Linked DNA regions of Homo sapiens: region 1 is linked to region 2. Evidence: chromatin loops called from intact Hi-C (ENCODE). Cell type or tissue: chondrocyte. All regions are shown on one strand.

Evidence for each region. A loop is a pair of places that touch in the nucleus more often than their neighbours do. Peaks named below come from ENCODE experiments on the same cell type or tissue, not always from the same donor. Only the 100,000 strongest peaks of a DNase experiment are listed, where the experiment ranks them.
Region 1: a loop joins it to region 2, with 5 times the contacts of the local background. A loop is called at or near these places in 1 of 110 quality-filtered maps.

Annotation. Positions count from the first base shown.
Region 1 is chr2:106,580,598-106,584,597 of GRCh38, forward strand. No RefSeq gene overlaps it. Among named protein-coding and RNA genes, the nearest start is that of CD8B2, 95 kb to the left of the region's middle. In chondrocyte, CTCF peaks have their summits at 2,123 (motif pointing left) and 2,333; a DNase peak (open chromatin) is centred at 3,760.
Region 2 is chr2:106,468,578-106,472,577 of GRCh38, forward strand. It overlaps a transcript of RGPD3 not described here. Among named protein-coding and RNA genes, the nearest start is that of RGPD3, 2.2 kb to the left of the region's middle. In chondrocyte, CTCF peaks have their summits at 2,278 (motif pointing left) and 2,481; no DNase peak of the experiment used is centred here.

The DNA of each region.
Region 1 (4,000 bases), 110 kb after region 2:
ACTTTCACTCATAAATCCACAAATCAGAAAAAATTCTTCGTTGGGCCATACGTCCATCTTTTTTCTTTAAAATACTGTTTCTGCAATATTAAGCTTAATTACTCCTATCCGGGTTATACTTAATGCTAAATTGTCGTAATCTTAGTGCCGAGTCCCCCCAAGCAACTGCAGTTTTGCTAGAAGCTCTTTAGCTCAGCTCCTCTGAGGGCTCTGCCGTCTGTCCCTCAGCTTCCATGTCCTGTGGCTCCCCGGATGGCAGTGGCTTCCTCAGCCCCTGCAACGTTACCTTTTATGCTTGTGGATTCTAATGTCTACCAAGCAATCCTCACTTAGACTCAAGGAAGAAAACTGGGTGAATACCCCAATCTCGCTGCAAGGCCCACACCTCACAGGTGATGACAGGGGCAGGAAGGAAGCCACACTGAGTGGAGGGTGCTGCCGTGAGCCTGCCCACCGCGTCCTGGTTTAGTCGCTAAACTTACATTTCCCTGATCTTGTCAGAAGTTCTCTCTAGGGAGGAAATGTTTTGGATATTCACCTCATTTTGATGGTGAGCGGCTTGAAGCAGTTTGGAAGTTGCTGTCAGTACCGAAGCCCTTCAGATCTTCACGCTAATTTCCGTACAAAGAACTGCTAGGGAAATTCCTACTCTGTTTCTCATCTTTATTGAAGCTTAAACTCAAATCCTTGAGCCTGTGAAACATGTCCTTTTCCTCTATAGACGCTTCATTTTCACAACCCTGCACGAAAACTGCTTAGAAGCATTCCTTTCCATCTGTCACCCTCCTTCACTTGGGTTTCTTCATTCCTAGTAGGGTTTCTTCAATTACCTTCTGCAGAATAGCACTAGGTCCAGTCCCCAGGGATCGGCAACGTATAAGCCCACAGCCAGCACCGCAGTGGAGCCTTCTGTTCCTTCCCATCCCTGATGAGATGAGAAACTTGAGTGGCAGATTTGCTGGGAACCGGATCGCAGGGTTGCTTTTTAGCCACCCCTGTCTATCAATCTGCCTTTTCCCTCAGCATGTGCGCAGTAATTTATCCAGCTCTCCTTCACTACACTTTGTTTGGAGTGTGTGTGTGTGTGTGTGTGGGAGAGAGACAGAAAGACAGGGACAGAGAGAGAGACAGAAAGATAGAGACAGAGAGAGCTACAGAGAGTTAACTGAGATACAGAGACAGAGGTCAGAGACAGAGAGATAGGGAGATACAGAGACATAGAGACAGACAGAGATAGAGACAGAGATCAGAGACAGAGAGAGGCAGATAGACAGACAGAGATACAGAGACAGAGACAGAGAGAGACTGAAAGATAGACACCCGCCCCCCCACACACACAACGTATTTCTTCAATCAGTTTCATTTCCATACCATAGGTTTTATGCTTAGGGGAAATCTCATTTCTTCCAGATAACCCTGGGCTTTTCAAGCCTCTAGTCTAAATTGCTTCTGTGAGGATTCATTTATCTCTTTTTCCATAACCTGAGTTTTGAACTTCTTGTCCGTTTTCTCCTCCCAGTGCTTTCTTTTCCTTTTAGCCTGGGAATGGAGTTTTAAAGCTGAGAGTCTAGGTGGACCGCAGGGGAGTCCTGCACAGCACCGCCTCCACCCCACGCATGGCAGGGAGACCTCGCTCTCTCCGCGGGCCCTAGAGGTGCTGCGCTGCTCGCGGCCGGCAGGAGGAAGCGGGCCTCCCTGCTGTTGCCTAGGATATGTCCCGAGGTGCCTCCCATCGGACATCTTACGTGGGTGTTTTTGCTGATGCGTTTTTGAAGCTCAGTTAGGTCAAGGAAGTGCCTATCTGTGATTGAGCTTGGGAAGCACTCAGGACATATCTGGCATTTTTCTGGCTCATAACCAAACAAATCACAGCGCCCCTCCACCACAAAAAAAAAAAAAAAAAAAAGAAAAAAAAAAGAAACAAATGCCTTGGCTTGTATGTATGGAGTAAACGGACCAAAGTGGGGTCAGATATCTGCTTCTGTGAGTTCGTTCAAGTGGGGAGAATCCTCCTAACTGCAAGTGGGGCTTGAGCAGATGCCCGTGCCCGGCTGATTCTCCTACATGGAAAACTTCCAATTTCGCTCGGATTCAGGCTGCTTCTGGAGCTAGTCTCCCAGCTGGGGGAAGTGAGCGGATGCTGCCATCTAGAGTCAGGATGAGGTAAAGCGGCCAAACCCCTTGGGTTAGCGTTTTCTATTTCCTCTCGCTTTAGAATTCTCTCATTATTTGTTTTATATTCTTACATCGCATTGACAATACCCGGAGGAAAGAATTCCAGGCAATGATTCTGTCCTTAGCTGTCTGGTGGGATGCTATTTATTCACATATCTATAGACTCCCCATGTGTGCCTTGCACAGTGCCAAAATCTCTGAATTCAAGTAGACAATAAATATTCTTGTCAAATAATCTGTGCCCTAAGGTCACTTATTAAATCAGTTATTTAAAAGGAATGAGTTTATCTGTGAAACCAATTTTAGAAAGGATGATAGCTGGGTCATTGGTTACATGCATTTAAAATGCTTACGTATTTGACAAATTCCAAATTCCAAAGAGGCGGCGCCTGTTTACCTCTAACAGTGTGTAAGGGTACCTTTCCCTCCAACACTGCAAACATTGTGTATGGTCAAGCTGGTAAAACAATTTTTACTTGGATATGTGAAAAAGGATCTCTTATAATAACTAGTTCGTGAATTTTAAAATGTGAGGTTGAAATTGCTAAGAACTTATTTAAAGTCATCTATTTATGTATTTATCTATTTAGGATTGTGTCCTATCATGTCATTTGCTTTATTTTTATTAGGTTTTTGTTTTACTTTTTGCTATTGATTTGATACTTTTTTTATGTCATAAGGAAATTGGGTTTTCGTTAGATTCCTTGTAAACACAGTTTCTCCAGTTTTCACTTGACTTTTGCATTTGCCTATGTTTTGAAAATAATTTTGTCTTGAAGGCATTTTGAAATACTCTGGTTATGTCCATGCATCTTCTCCTTTATGGCTTTTGGCCTTGGGAGTACTGTTGATCTAGATAAAGAGATAAACAGAGTCCTGGCGCCTAGCTAGTGATAAATCATTTGCTGAATGATGAGTCCTTCCATGAAGCCTTTTTGTGATTGTGCTGATTTTGCATCCTTCAGATGATCAGTGCGGATACTTTCCCTGCCCACACTAGAAGACCATTGGCCATGCCCATGGCAAGGAATAGAGTGGAGGGAAGTCCCAGGGCGTCAGGCTCCGGCTCCACTTCTCTGCAATGCTCCTGGCAGGTCCTGCATGCCTCCTGTGACTGCTGTACCTCAGGTTCCCTCCTTTCCTGGTGTCAAAACTGTGGCCTCAGGTATGCACTCCCATCAAACATAGCACAATCCACAAAGAGGCTATGTCTTTCCATCAGTGCTTTTCAAGAATTAGGAGGCTTCTTTAAAACAGCACCTCACCTGTCATGGCCCAAGTGCGTCAGGTGCCTGTGCGTGGAAACACAGAAGCTGGAAGAGGCCTTGGCGGGCTTAGGATGGAGCGAACCTCAGCTCTTCAAAGGCAGGGATGCCTTAGGCATCTAAGGCAGATCTGTTAACAGAATAGTCAGTCCTCAGGTTAGCTGTCGGACACCTTTTAAGTAAGAAGGGCCCACTGATGTGGTGGCAGTGAGAGGTGACAGCAGCCTAGCAGCCCTCGCTCACTCTCAGCGCCTCCTGGGCCTCGGTGCCCACTCTGGCCGCGCTTGAGGAGCCCTTCGGCCCGCCGCTGCACTGTGGGAGCCCTTCTCTGTGCTGGCTGAGGCCGGAGTCAGCTCCCTCTGCTTGCGGGGAGGTGTGAAGGGAGAGGCGCCGGCGGGAACCGGGACTGAGGGCGGTGCTTGCCAGCGCAAGTTCCAGGTGAGCGCGGGCTCCGCGGGCCGCGCACTCCCGGGCAGTGAGGGGCTTAGCACCCGGGCCAGCAGCTGTGGAGGGCGCGCCAGGTCCCCCAGCAGTGTGGGCCCGCCCACGCCTTGGTCGAA
Region 2 (4,000 bases):
GGCGGATCACTTGAGGTCAAGAGTTCAAGACCAGCCTGGCCAACATGGTGAAAGCCCATCTCTACTAAAAATACAAAAATTAGCCAGGTGTGGTGGCAGGTGCCTGTAGTCCCAGCTATTTGGGAGGCTGAGGCAGGAGAATCGCTTGAACCCAGGAGGTGGAGGTTGCAGTACGGTGAGATTGCCCCACTGTACTCTAGCCTGGATGACAGGGCAAGACTCCATCTCAAAAAAAAAAAAAAAAAAAAAAAAAAAAAGACTAAACTGTGATTTGAGGCAGCTGAGGAACTAAGAGCCCAGGAAGAAAGGACAGTAATGAAAAAGCCAACAAATGAGACCAGTATTTAGTGGTATTTCCCCTATAGGCAATTATTTATTCAAAAATACAGGAACAGCATTTATTTGCTTAACTGCAGATATGCAAACAAAAAATTTAAATGGTCTTAGTTACTATCTACATGCAGATGCTTCCAATCTTAATCTCTAGTCATGACCACTGATCCTTTTTTGATTCCTTTAATTCAATTTATATATCTCTAAGTGAATATCTTGTCAACACTGACAATCAAGACTAAGATGTATTTATTCTATTCCAGATTCTACTCTAAAAGTCACCAGGAAAAATTCAGCTCCACTGGTCCTGGCTCTAAGTCTACTAGCAAAATCTTCCAGAGAAGTGGAAAAGCCATCAGCCAATGTGTTAGACTATCATTTCCATGACCTTACACCTATCAAAAAGGCACTATTACCAGGCTTATAGAATTCTAAAAAAGTTGGAAACCATTTTCCATTATAAAAGAAATTCTTCCAAATCACACAAAACACTCTGACGCTTCTCCAATTCCCCCTTTCAATGTTCCGCAAATGTGCTGGTTTGAAGGAAAAAAAATTCAATGTGGCACATGTTTAAAAATATAATGAAGACATAGACATTATCAAATACAACTGATAGCACTAACCTTCCCTTTGAACCGTCCCTAAACATCCACACTCACATGTCCTTTAAATACAAACCACTTTTCTCCAGGCTTCCTAACTTGGTAAATCCAGGTACCTTCCCAGGTCGTTCAGAGAATTGGGAGCCTCGTTCCACATCACTTTTCCCCAGCCCAGCAGCACAAAACCAATCAGCTGACAAATTCATTTCCACCTCTCAAGGCCTCTCATATTAATCCCTCCTTTCCACACATATACTGCCCTAGCTCAGACCCTCTCATACTTCTTAAACTGACACAGACAACCTCACTTGGAGGCTAACTGGTCTCCTTATCTTTAATCCCAAAATACACCTATTTACCACACAGATCCAAAACCTCGTAACTCCTTTCTCAAAATCCTGTAATGCCCTGTCAATTGCATTCAGAAGAAAACCACCTTTTCATCCTTTCTCCCTTTAAGAGCACATTGGTAAGAGTGTAAATCCCAGTTCTACCACTTAGTAGGTTTATTTCATTTGTAACCTCTATCTCATTTGTAAAAAAAAAGAATCATAGTACTCTCTTCTCAATAAAACTGTTCTAAGGAAATAATTAATACTAATAAAGCACTGAGAACAATGCCTAGCACATAGAAAATGCCCAAAAAAGGTTATTATTGTTATCCAAACCCTATCCTGCCTCACCCTACAGACTACTTGTACTTTTATAAGTATTTATTCTACAGATTTATTGAGTCCTTATGACTAGGAGATGAAGATACAAATATCCATTAAAAAATGTTCCGCATTATCTAGCCTTCCTGCCTGTGCCTGTGTGGTTTCTCCTTGCCCTGAATGCTCCTTTCTACCTACAGATATCCTACTCAACCCCAAGGTCCAAACGAAGACTGACATGTCTCTCAGAGATGAGGCTTTGATTTTGCCATGTCCTCCCATTGGATGTCATCTTCCCATCAGTCAATCAACGATGGTACTCTCTTTTCCACATTACTGAGTCATGAGTCTTTCTTAAATTCTAATTTCTTATGCAGACAGTACATCAACTCCACACAATTGTGAGATCCCTAGATGGAAAAGAATGTATCATTTCCATCTCTCCAGCACCTTCAAAAAGTATCACATACATCACAAGGGAGGTCAGTGTATGTTAACTGAATCACTTCTGTTTGAAAACATTTATTCTGCAAGTAGAAACTAAAATTAAGTTAACCATGGAAAGAACTAATGTTTAACCAAACTTCTTTAAAAAATGTTAACTTTTTGGCAACACCTAGTCCTTTTCTTACCTCGTCCAATGATCCAAGGAGTTTACTAAGAGGCTTTGGAGCACTAACGCCATCTAGTGGAGTACTGGGCCGAGGCATTGTGTTGGACATCGTCAGAGAGGGAGCTGGCAGTCCAGGAATAAAAACCTTTCCCACCTTTAAGCAATAAAAACATGTGGAAAAAAAAAATACTGCCTTTAATGCATCACATCCTTAAATAAAATGTTAAGGAATATAAACATATATTTCTTTTGATATTTCTAAGTTTATGCTCAACAAACACAGCAAAGAAACAATTCAAATGTCAATAATCTATTGAATTCCACTATCCAACTGTAAATATGTTGGTATAATTTCTTTTTTTTTTTTTTTGAGATAAGATCTCACTCTTTCCCTGTGGCTGGAGTACAGTGGCATGATCTCAGCTCACTGCAGCCTCAACCTACCAGGCTCAAGTGATCCTCCCACTTCAGCCTCCTGAGTAGCTGGAACTACAGGCACATGCCACTATGCCTGGTTAATTTTGTATTTTTTGGTAGAGACGGGGTTTCACCATGTTATCCAGGCTGGTCTTGAACTTCTGGGCTGAAGCCATCTGCCCACCTAGACCTCTCATACCTTAGTATAATTTCTCTTGGTTGGATTCCTTCTCTTCATTACTGAAGACTTTTTTGGAAGGCAAGGAGAGGAATGTTAATATAGTCAACACATTATATAAAAATCTGTACACTATGTACTCTTCTACCTTATTGGTCATAAAGACAGTAAGAACAGCGGCTGGGCGCGGTGGCTCACGCCTGTAATCCTAACACTTTGGGAGGCCGAGGTGGGCAGATCACAAGGTCAGGAGTTCAAGAGCATCCTGCCTAACACAGTGAAACCCCATCTCTACTAAAAATTAAAAAAAAAAAATTAGCCGGGCATGGTGGCAGGCACCTGTAGTCCCAGCTACTCTGAGGCTGAGGCAGGAGAATGGTGTGAACCCGGCAGGTGGAACTTGCAGTGAGCCGAGATCGTGCCACTGCACTCCAGCCCAGGCAACAAGAACGAAACTCTGTCTCAAAAAAAAAAAAAGAATGAGTTGACAATCCATGCTAACCACTCCTTATTTTGGCTATCTGTAGGGTACTTAGCAAAAACAGAAATTCACATCTGTACAGGCTGAAAACTTGATAAGACTAAAAAGGAGATGCTCAGAACTAAAATGAGATCTTAACAATGTACATATTCATGTTAACACACTACTCAAAAGCTAACAAAATAACAGAAGTTGCCCCAATAAAATCCTTAGGCTTAAAAAACAAAAATAACAGTGAGAACTAATTATGCATAATTTTTTAAAAGCTATCTCAAACCCCTAATTTACGAAAAGATGGAATAAGCACATACCATGCTATTCCCTCATTAATCACCAAAAAGAAAAAAAAACTGAATAAAATTTATAATGCAACTAACAGAAGATTCTGAAAAAGTGAAGAAAAGAAGACAAACTGGCTAGTAACCTGAGACCCAGGAATGACCTAATGATGAATTCCCTAGGTTTCTGGTTTTTTTGACTCCTTACATAACCAGGCCTCAGGCTTTCAAAGAGCCTATAACACAGACATGCCAACGTTCACAGACAAAACACGCCCTAAGAAAATCTTAGTCTTTCCAGCCAAAGTGTTGGGAAAAGAATGACCAACCAGGACAGAAACTTTTCACTATATCTGCCCTACTCTTTACAAACACCATGAAAAAAGTCATGGCCGTCCCTTCCTCCTCATCAGGAGGCACAGTGAAAATTTTGAATGTCCCT